2 separate regions of the Mus musculus genome follow, and region 2 is linked to region 1. The links are chromatin loops, found by intact Hi-C in ENCODE. Cell type or tissue: gastrocnemius. All regions are shown on one strand. Region 1 overlaps Chchd3 (coiled-coil-helix-coiled-coil-helix domain containing 3). Region 2 overlaps Chchd3 (coiled-coil-helix-coiled-coil-helix domain containing 3).

Region 1 (5,000 bases):
CCAGCTTCATCTTTAAAACAGATTGCAAGAACAGTTGACTAGCCAATTGTTCTCCATAGTGTGAACATTAAATCTAAATTTAAATGGAACAAATGCAAGTTCATCCAGAGAAAAAGAATTCAGTAGTCTTATAGTAATTGTTTCTGTGTTGTTGTCCAATTTATTTGTCAGATCAGTCACACTGAATGCCTTGGCCCAGATAGTACAGTTTAGTTTTCTTCTCTTTCAGAGAATCTGAGCTTGGTAATGTTCGTGGAAAAACAAGATTATAAACAAATGCCTGGGAATAGACATTTATTCTTCACCGTGGAATAAGAAATAGATGCATTTCGGTATAATTGCACCTAATTCACACAGCACCAGATGCTTGAGGCTTCTTCACACTCTGCGCCACCTCAGCTCTAGTTTAGTTAAGAGCCGCCTGCTTTTCCATGTGCTGGAAACGGTTAATGTGATAGCACGGATCTCTGCTGTGGCTGCATGTGGTGATGAGTGTCCCTTACTGCTGCAAGCCCGGACAGTTATGTATTAGCTTCTTTACTCTGTCCTTTACTGTGCTGTCCTCTTTCAGCTAATGTACATCTTTCAAGTTTTTTAGTGTTGCATTAATTACTCTGCAAGAGATTGGGGGGAGGGGGGTTGTTACTAAGCTAGAACTCTCGGTTCCTGCCTTTAGCTTCTGAATTTGGTTCACTGTGGTCTTTTAGACATGTTATGTGTTCATTTTCCACCCATGACTTTCATAAGCATGTAGTAGCAAGAGCTAGAGAATAAGCGCAAGTCCTGAAGCGCTAGCAGTCAATTTCAACTCTTGGTTTTTGTTTTTTTCTTTTTACTGTTGTTGTTGTTTTGGTTTATTCTGGTTTGGTTTAGTTTTTTGAGACAGGGTTTCTCTGTAGCCCTGGCTGTCTCAGAACTCACTCTGTAGACCAGGCTGGTCTCGAGCTCAGAAGATCCACTTGCCTCTGTCTCACAAGTGCTGAGATTAAAGGTGTGTGGCATCACTGCTCAGATGAGTCCTTTTTTTTGGGGGGGTATGGGGGGTTCGAGACAGGGTTTCTCTGTGTATCCCTGGCCGTCCTGAAACTCCCTCTGTAGACCAGGCTGGCCTCCAGCTCAGAGATTCACCTGCCTCTGCCTCCCAAGTGCTGGGATTAAAGGCGTGTGCCACCATGCCCGGCCAGCTGAGTCCATTTTGATTCAGCGTTTATCTGGTCTTTCTTAGACACTGGGAACTGCAGTCGTTTTCTTGTTTTAAGTGGGTGTTGAGAACAAACCTCTAACTGTACAGCCTGGACTCTTGAGGCTGTTCTTTGAGCTCCATGTGGAGATTTCTTACTACTCTGTAACATGAAATTTGCAAGTTTTGGTGGAAGCACACTATGCTTTGTTCTCAAGTGTGACTTGTAAAATTTTTATCAGGGAGCCTGGCATAGACAACACTGCCCAAACAGAACAAGCTTAAACCAGTTCCAACATATGTCGGCCAAATATCAGTCCTACCCGAATCAAACATGAGGTCACAGGCTTTAGAATCTTATATGTGATGGAGGCTTGGAGTCTTGTTTTACATGGAATCACAGGAGTGTGCTTATGTATCTCTTTAATTCTTCTAGCTTAGACATAATGGATCAAAATGTCTAGCTTGCTCTCTGACTGGGATAGGATTCATTCCATCCCACATATGTGGCCATTCTCAACAATTCTGTGCACTGTCTTTGCAGGTCAGCCCTGCTGTGAGGTTATGGTACAGCTAGTTCTCTGTTCAATTTTCCAATACATATGGATACTTACTAGCAGGCAGGAACAGTGTTATTCATAGAACCCATTTTGTGAAATCAGTGATGTCCCGATTTGCTGTTCTTTGCTGAAATGGTTCCCCAGGGGGAAAGAGCTGCTGATCATTGAGCTCAAGCAACTACCAATCTGTAGAACAGCCGTTCTCAACAGGGGACATTCGGCCATGGCTGGAGAGAAATTTGGCCATGATCCTTTTGGGCTATGTAGGTCAGAGTCAGAGATGCTGCTGCATATACTGTGATGCTCAGGATAGCTTCCAGAGCAGTGAGTCACTTGGTCCACATGTCAGAAGTGTCCCAAGTAAGGATCTCTGTCGTCAGTCACTGACTTGATACAAGACTGGCTTAAACAGGTTCTGATATACCATTGCTGCCATCCCTGAGCTGTAGGCACTGTTGAAGGCACATAGCATGTTAACACTGAAGGGAGATTCTTTATATAATATTGTAGCCTACTTTCAAATACTTGACAACTTTCATTTACTAAGAACCCCAACTGTGGGCTGGAGAGGTGGCTCAACAGTTAATAGTGCTCTTGTAGAGGACTGGAGTTTGAATCCCAGCATTTAAGTCACGTGACCCAACAATCACCGGTTGCTCCTGCTCCAGAGCACCAAACACTCTCCTGACACTTGCACACAGGTGCACATGCACGCATACATACACATAAACTAAAAATAAAGTGTTACAAATAAGGAAGCTGTATCTCACATTTAGTATGTAATTAATCGGTGTGTGCACTAATAAAGTCCCACTCCTACCAGCCATTGTGCAGTGTTACTGTGATCAAGACATGGCTGAATGACATTCTTTGCAGAAGCGTCCATTTAACTTTGGGCTCCTATTAGGAAGATTTGTTTTCATTCTTAATTGCAAGATATTGGCACTACCTTGTTTTGTCTTTAGCCTGAGTAACAGATCCACATGATATGCCGTGACTTTGTATATACCTTTCAGTGTAGTGGCCACTGGATCCTGGATGCTGCTTTTGTGGGAAGTATTGACTTTGGTTGAGTCAAGGATGTAGACAGAGGAGGAGAAATGTCTTGCCTCATTCTTGCCCCAGAGAGTTGAGAGTTAAAGGACAGGCAAGGTGTGTGAGGAAAAAAACATGCAAATGAAGACAAAGATTAAAAGAACCACGGTAAAATGTTATGAAAGTTTTTTTTTTAACCAAGTGGTAATAACAATAAGTTTTGAATATAAAATTAAACCAAAAACAAGAGAGATGAATAGGTTAATCCCCCTCCCAATTAAAAAAAACAAAACACTAATGCCGGGCATGGGGGTGCACGCCTTTAATCCTAGCACTTGGGAGGCAGAGGCAGGCGAATTTCTGAGTTCGAGGCCAGCATGGGCTGAGTGAGTTCCAGGACAGCCAGGGCTACACAGAGAAACCCTGTCTCAAAAAACAAACAAACAAAAACAAAAACAAAAAACCACTAAAGAAATGCCCATAAATTATAACTTTTATTTTGTTAAGTACCATGCTCTGGAAACTGAGCTGAGGAGAGAAGTAGAAATGTATGAAGTGAACATCGCTGTCTGAACAGCCTGAAAAAGGGTAGACATATTTTGGCTCACACTTCAGTGATTTCAATCCATCACAGTTGTGCCTCTGTTGTGTCCCTTTTTTCTCAACTCTTATTCCACCTAGACCCTGAATGTTCAGGCCAGGTCATTCCTCACATAATCGTCTCTGTAAATGAATGTGTAGAAACAGAGAGGTGTTCTTTGCTAGTCTCTTGTACCGTTCTCTCTAGTCAGGTTAATAGTGGGCATTAGCCTTCAATCCTCTTACCAGAGGCCCAGAGAATGCTGGGTAATTTCCCATTTTTGACAGGATTCCAGTGTTTACTCTGGCACATTTCTGTTATTCCCTGATGATCCTCTGTAACTTCTGGTGCAGTCTTGAAGTGTGTGCTAAGCCATACCCTTTGGTATTTGTTTTTCTCCTATAATTTTATTGAGATTATACATATTATGCTTCGTTCATAATTTTGACAATGAATAACTCCATTGCTGCTCTTAGTTGCTTATCTTTTTACATGAATTGTGAGGACAGATAGACCTGCCTGGCACATATTATCCCTGTCCTTGTGACTCCCAGCTCATTATGTCTGTATTTCAGAAGGATCGAGGACTTAACAATAGAAGAAAATGTAGTGCTAGGTGTACCTGTTGAGAACTCTTTAAGAAGGCTGCCTTTTCTTAGCTCTATGATGTCTGCTCTTAGGGGATCATCTTAAGAACACTGAGCAGGTACCTGCTTTGCTTTCTGCAGTGAGTTTTCAATTCCAGCCCTGGCATTCAAAGACTTTCACAAGGCCATACTGTGACTAAGTCATTGTGACATCACTGAGTTCCTAGTGCCATCATTTTGTGCCATCCCTGAACCAGAGGGCACAGCAATGCCAAAAACTTTGAGCCATGAGGATTTTCCAAAGAATATTCGTGGAAAGGTAAAGTTCCTATCAGCATAGTGTGTCTTCCCCATGTCCCCGCATCCTCTTGTATTTACTTTAGTGTATTTTTTTGTTGTGAAGCATCTTCAAACTTTGTCTGAAAAGAGACAAATCTATTAAGAGGTGAGTTCATGCTAATATTTAATGGCCAACACTGAGTTAAACATCAAAGCATTTGCTTGGGGTTCATAAGACTTGATTTCCTTATTTTCTTTGATTCTCTTGATTATGGGAGACTAGATTTCCATAATGATCCACGTTAGCATATTCTGTCATGTTTTCAACCCAATCATGTTGTACCACACCTAGCACAATCTGGGAGCTAATAGTATAGATTTCTTATAGGAATAGCAAGCATTCATGGGGAAAGACTTTATATTTATCTTTCCCTCAAGAAATGATCCTACCTTAACAGCAAATAATGTTGTAATCCTCTTTGTTTATATTTGTTCATTTACAATGACTCTGTGTCTGAACTTTTATTTCTTTGCAGTCAGTTTACTGCTTTCTCTTAAGCTAAGTGTGACTTTCCATTCTCAATAGCCATTAGCTTAGCCAATGTATTCTCAGCTTATTTAAGTTTCAGGATTCATATCGTGTGACTTTTCCTCCCAGCATCCCATTAACTGTTTGAAAGCGATGTGCCACTGAAGTGTTGTGGCCATGTTTCTTTCTTAGTTATTCTCCCCAGTGGATATCAAGATATCGATTGTGTGTGCAGTTGGGGAGAGTTGTG
Region 2 (5,000 bases), 91 kb after region 1:
TAAATCAGCAGATTAGCTAGATGCTGGACTTTCAAACCCTAGGTTTACAGAACAGAATTCTATGTAAGTCGGCTTTTATTCCTCTGGGTCCCTAGGGGACTGGTTCCAGACGCAGACACATACCAGTGTCCTCAGATAACAAGTGTCTCACGTAAACTGACTTGGTATTTGCATGTGATGTGCACATTCCTCCTGAGACTTTCAGTCGCTTTGGACTGGTTGCACTATCCAGTCACTGATACTGTATGAGTACTGATTAGCCAGAAAGACTCTTCAGTGCAGGGTTGTCTTTTGTTTCTGAGACAGAGTCTCCATAGCCCTGGCTGACCTCAAACTCAAGTCCTTCCACCCCCAGCCTCCCAACTGCTGGAATTATGAGTACCAACACTTTGCTTAGTCAGATACATTTTTCCCCCCAAAATATTCTCTAAATCCCCAGATGTGAAATACTGTCTCTCTTCTGTGTACATCTATTCTGGGTTGTTTCTCTTACGACACCCAGGCTGACTCTGTTGGGAAAATTGTGTGTACTCATTATGAGTGGTGGTCTGCCTGTCACATTGACTGCTCCATTGAGCTAAGTCAGTAGTTCTCAAATATGGGTCTCAACCCACTTGGCAAACCTTTGTCTCCACAATAATTTACATTATGATTTATAACCGTAGTAAAATTACAGCTATGACATAGCAACAAAAATTAGTTTATGGTTGGTGAATCACCATAACATGAGGAATTATGTATTAAAGGGTCACAGCATTAGGAAAGTTGAGAACCACTGAAGTTAAGTGCCAAACCATGTATTGTTGGGATCCATGCCCCTTCCCTTATGCTGGCAGAGGCTCTTGGCTATTTTTGTGTTGTGATGATAGACAGCAGCCTAGAAGTTAACCTTGTGCTGGTGATAGGTGGTGGTGAAGGCATCTTGCATTGTTAGTTTTTAGCACATTACATCACAGCTGTGTGTGAAAACAAATGGAAAACAAAGCAGGCACCTGTAAGCGGCATTTGGCCTCTAATATGTAATGATGGAAATTTGAGTACAGCTCAAATAGAGGCATCATTAATAAGATGTTAGCAGTTCAAGCCAGAAATGCTTGAAATTAAGTTTGTTTTTCAGATCTTGCGCTATTAGGAAAAGATAGTTTACATTTTATTGTGAAAATTAATATCAGGACACTAACGTGTAAGGTAAAGGACAATGACAGTTTAGCAAACAGTGACTGCATTTTAAATCCTTTCTTTGCATTGCATTTTATAGTTACTTTATTATGAGTGGTAAGCAATAGTAACTTACATCATTTAAGTATTGGCAGTGGACATGGACTTAGGGTTGCATTTTGAAAAAAAATCAGCCCTGCTGGCCACTGGGCTAACATCTAAAGAACAGTTTGGTATAATTTAATGATAGCTTTTGGGCTGTACCTTAAGAATAAGAGGTTTCGTTCCACAACCATGTTACATGAATTGTCTGACCTCATGAAAGATGCGTTGTAGGATCCTATTAAGAAAACAGTTTTCTCTTTAGCATCAGGCATCTCATTAATTCATATTTTCTCCCTGCGTATCCCCAGTAGTATTTCATCAATGTCTGTAGCGCTCTCATAGGGTACCTCTGGTTAACACACAAGGAAAGGAGCCTCTTTGTATCTGCACTCACAATGAATGACTTTTGTGTTCCCCAGAGCTGAGAGAATTCTGACTGCTGGCTGTCACCACATGACTTCTTCTGAACTATCTCCGTATAGTTCTTTCTCTGAAGTTACCATATTGTATGTGCCATTTATATTAGCAGAACTAAAAAGATGGATAAGTAATTGCGTGGAAATGTAAAGTCCTGACTCACATCAAAGAAGATTGTAAAACATGAAAGTGGGAGAGGCATCAGGGAGGCCACAGATGGCCGTCAAGCTGGTAACCGAGGGTCACTGTGTGTGAGGGGCTTCTCAGAACTGCTTAAGCCTCAGCTTCACCCAGTGTTTCCCCCCCCCTTTGACCAATTCATTCATCCTTCACAAAAGTCTCCTAAGGAAATAATCTGACTTGGTAGTGATATTTCATGTCCATCACCAGGTGGTGGGAAGCCTTGGGAAAATTAGAAACAGCCTGTATCTCTTTCTGGTCTTTTTTTTTCCAAGGGATCAATTAAGGGCTTGTTGTAAGTGTAATAAGTAAACATTGTGAGTATATTGTCCTAAATGCTTTCTAATATTGCCATTAAGCATCACCTAAAAAGGGAGGGGAAGTCTTGCTAGCTCCTGAAGTCACAGAAAAAAAAAAAAAGTGTTCTCTTGTGGTTTTGTTCTTGGGTCTCATATTTGGGACTCTGGCTCTGCCCTGTGTCCCGCCCCCAGCCCCTTGGCCATGCACTAAGGTTATGCTGTGTCCCGCCCCCAGCCCCTTGGCCATGCACTAAGGTTATGCTGTGTCCCGCCCCCAGCCCCTTGGCCATGCACTAAGGTTATGCTGTGTCCCGCCTCCAGCCCCTTGGCCATGCACTAAGGTTATGCTGTGTCCCGCCTCCAGCCCCTTGGCCATGCACTAAGGTTATGCTGTGTCCCGCCCCCAGCCCCTTGGCCATGCACTAAGGTTATGCTGTGTCCCGCCCCCAGCCCCTTGGCCATGCTCTAAGGTTATGGATGGGGCTGGAGGTCACTTGAGGAGCAGCTTGTGCTTGGGAAAGGAAGGACTGAAGGGTAAACAAGATGGCCAGGTATAGTGGCTCATGACTTTAATTCCAGCACTCAAGAGACAAGCAGTTGGATGTCTGTCAGAATGGTCTGCATAAGTGAGTTTCAGAACAACCTGAGAGACCCTCTCTCAAAGCAAACAAACAAGGAAAAAAAATTAAAAGAAGTAGAAAAAGCGGGTGAATTCAGTGAAAAGTTCCCAATGATTTCCATAAGCCAAAAAAAAAAAAATGTTTTGTTATTGTTTTTTATAAATGTCTATTTTCAGAGGTTGACTTTGTTCTAACAGTTCCTTCTGGCTCAACTGGTTTTGGATAATGGTCTCCATTATCACTGTCCTGTGTTTTCCAGCTCTGTGCTCAACTTGCTCTTTATCTTGTCATTCATCCTTTCATTCAATCTTTCTTAAATCCAGTAAAATTCAATTGTTTAAATGTCCTTTTCAACTAAGATAGCATTTTCTCACCTAAATATCTTGGAATTCTGCCTTTTCTTATTTTTGCCTAATAGAGGCATTTTCCTTCAGTAGGCATGAAAGCAGTCATAAAAGTCAATTGCTGATTCTATGATTATATGAAGGGCTGCTCACAATGCATATTGGAGAGATGTCTTTGAAGCCCTTTTCCTGAATGGAAGGTGCCAGGGCTTGTGCTTTATGGCCTTCTAATGTTGGATAGTAATCTCATTTAGCATCTTCCAGAGTGAAAACAGTGCATTAGGCCATCGTAACTTGCCCTGCAGATCAATACAAAGGCAGATCTGCACCGTTCAGATGAATCCAGGAGAAATGGACCCGAGTCTACAGAGGAGCTGGGGCCCAATTATTCACTGTTCTTTCCCCCTCTCTGCATCTAGTCATCAATATGGGTTAAAATGTATACAAAAAGGATTTCAGATGATGGCCACACAGAGAGAACAGACTGCCAGACAGGAAATCAAGGGCTTGAAAGCGAGTACTAGTATTGATTTGTGGTGATAAAAGTATATTTTGATACACTTCAAACCATAAATAACTTGAGGACTTGAACCTTTATGACTGAGGTCTTAGCTCAGGGTCAGTGCTTGTGTGTGACTTGCACTGCTGCTTTCTAAAGAGGGAGAGGCATTAATGAGTTTCCTATTCCAATAATCTTGAGAAAAATATATGCACATATGTGTGTGTGCATATACATGTGTGTACACACGAGCGTGCGCATGTGTGTGTGTGTGTGTGAGAGAGAGAGAGAGAGAGAGAGAGAGAGAGAGAGAGAGATACATGCATGCTGCCTGCATGTTACTAGTAAAGGAAGACCTTGGGTCTGCTTAGGCCTGCTTTTGTCTCCCCTCTACCTTTCCTCTGCCTCTATCTAGACCTAGATGTGATAGAGACTTGGTCAGCTATCGGCACTGGGACAGAAGCTCAATAGCTCAGCTCTCCTGTGTGAATCATTAGCAGTATCAGCCATGGATTTGTTGCATTCAGCTGCACTCATGCTTAATCATATTTTATTCAACATTTACCCAGACACGAGTCTTGCTGTCGTCTGTTGGTCAGTGGTTTTCTGGGGCTGTGTTTCTGAAAGCATAGCTGACTCCTTTTTGAAGCTGATGTTCATTTATTGGGGATTAGGGAAGCTCAGGTCCAGAAAAATCCACAGACATCCAGAGCGTCAAAGGCTTAAAAGAATTGAAACCCCTGGCATTGGATTTAAATTCTGCTCTCAGGTATTAGACAAAGAAGTAAAATAATGAATGAAAAAGTAGAAACAGTGTTGTGTAGAATCAATCTTTTTCTCTGTATGTCTGCTTTCTTTCTGGGGTAGTGGGAAGATTGCCCCAGGGACAGTCATGTGGTTTGCATTTCCACTCCAGCAAAATATATATTAGTTTATCGTGTTGGGTTAAGTAATGAGGAGACAAACTGTCACCCAAGGGTCTGCTTATTGATGGGAAATATTCCCCCATGTTCTCTGAGGCTTTTGTTTTTAGAACCCATTAAACTTAAAATAATGCTACCTCAGGACTATATGGAAATACCAAATTTAAATTTCAGAGACAGAACTGATAAGATTGGAAGCATTTTTTTATTAAACAAACTAATTTTTTTAAATATACAAATTCATATATTAATGATTGTTTTGCATATTTCCTCTCTCTGTGGTTAGTCTTTGTACCTTGAGTTCTGCTGCCATACAAACAAGAATATTTTCTGTGTGTAATTTATTTGACTTATTATTTTCAAATGTGTATTATAAATTGTGTGGAAACATTTATGTTTGGCATGCCATTCTCATGGAGAGAAATTCTACTAAAATCTGAGCGTTGTAAATACAA

What was found. Peaks named below come from ENCODE experiments on the same cell type or tissue, not always from the same donor. Only the 100,000 strongest peaks of a DNase experiment are listed, where the experiment ranks them.
Region 2: it touches region 1 in a loop (2.3-fold over the local background); 2 of 42 quality-filtered maps call a loop at or near these places.

Annotation. Positions count from the first base shown.
Region 1 is chr6:32,896,253-32,901,252 of GRCm38, reverse strand. The region is part of intron 4 of Chchd3 (coiled-coil-helix-coiled-coil-helix domain containing 3); the gene reads left to right. Among named protein-coding and RNA genes, the nearest start is that of Chchd3, 160 kb to the left of the region's middle. In gastrocnemius, no CTCF peak of the experiment used is centred here; a DNase peak (open chromatin) is centred at 1,945.
Region 2 is chr6:32,804,887-32,809,886 of GRCm38, reverse strand. All of the region lies in intron 6 of Chchd3 (coiled-coil-helix-coiled-coil-helix domain containing 3), which reads left to right. Among named protein-coding and RNA genes, the nearest start is that of Gm32007, 150 kb to the right of the region's middle. In gastrocnemius, no CTCF peak of the experiment used is centred here; no DNase peak of the experiment used is centred here.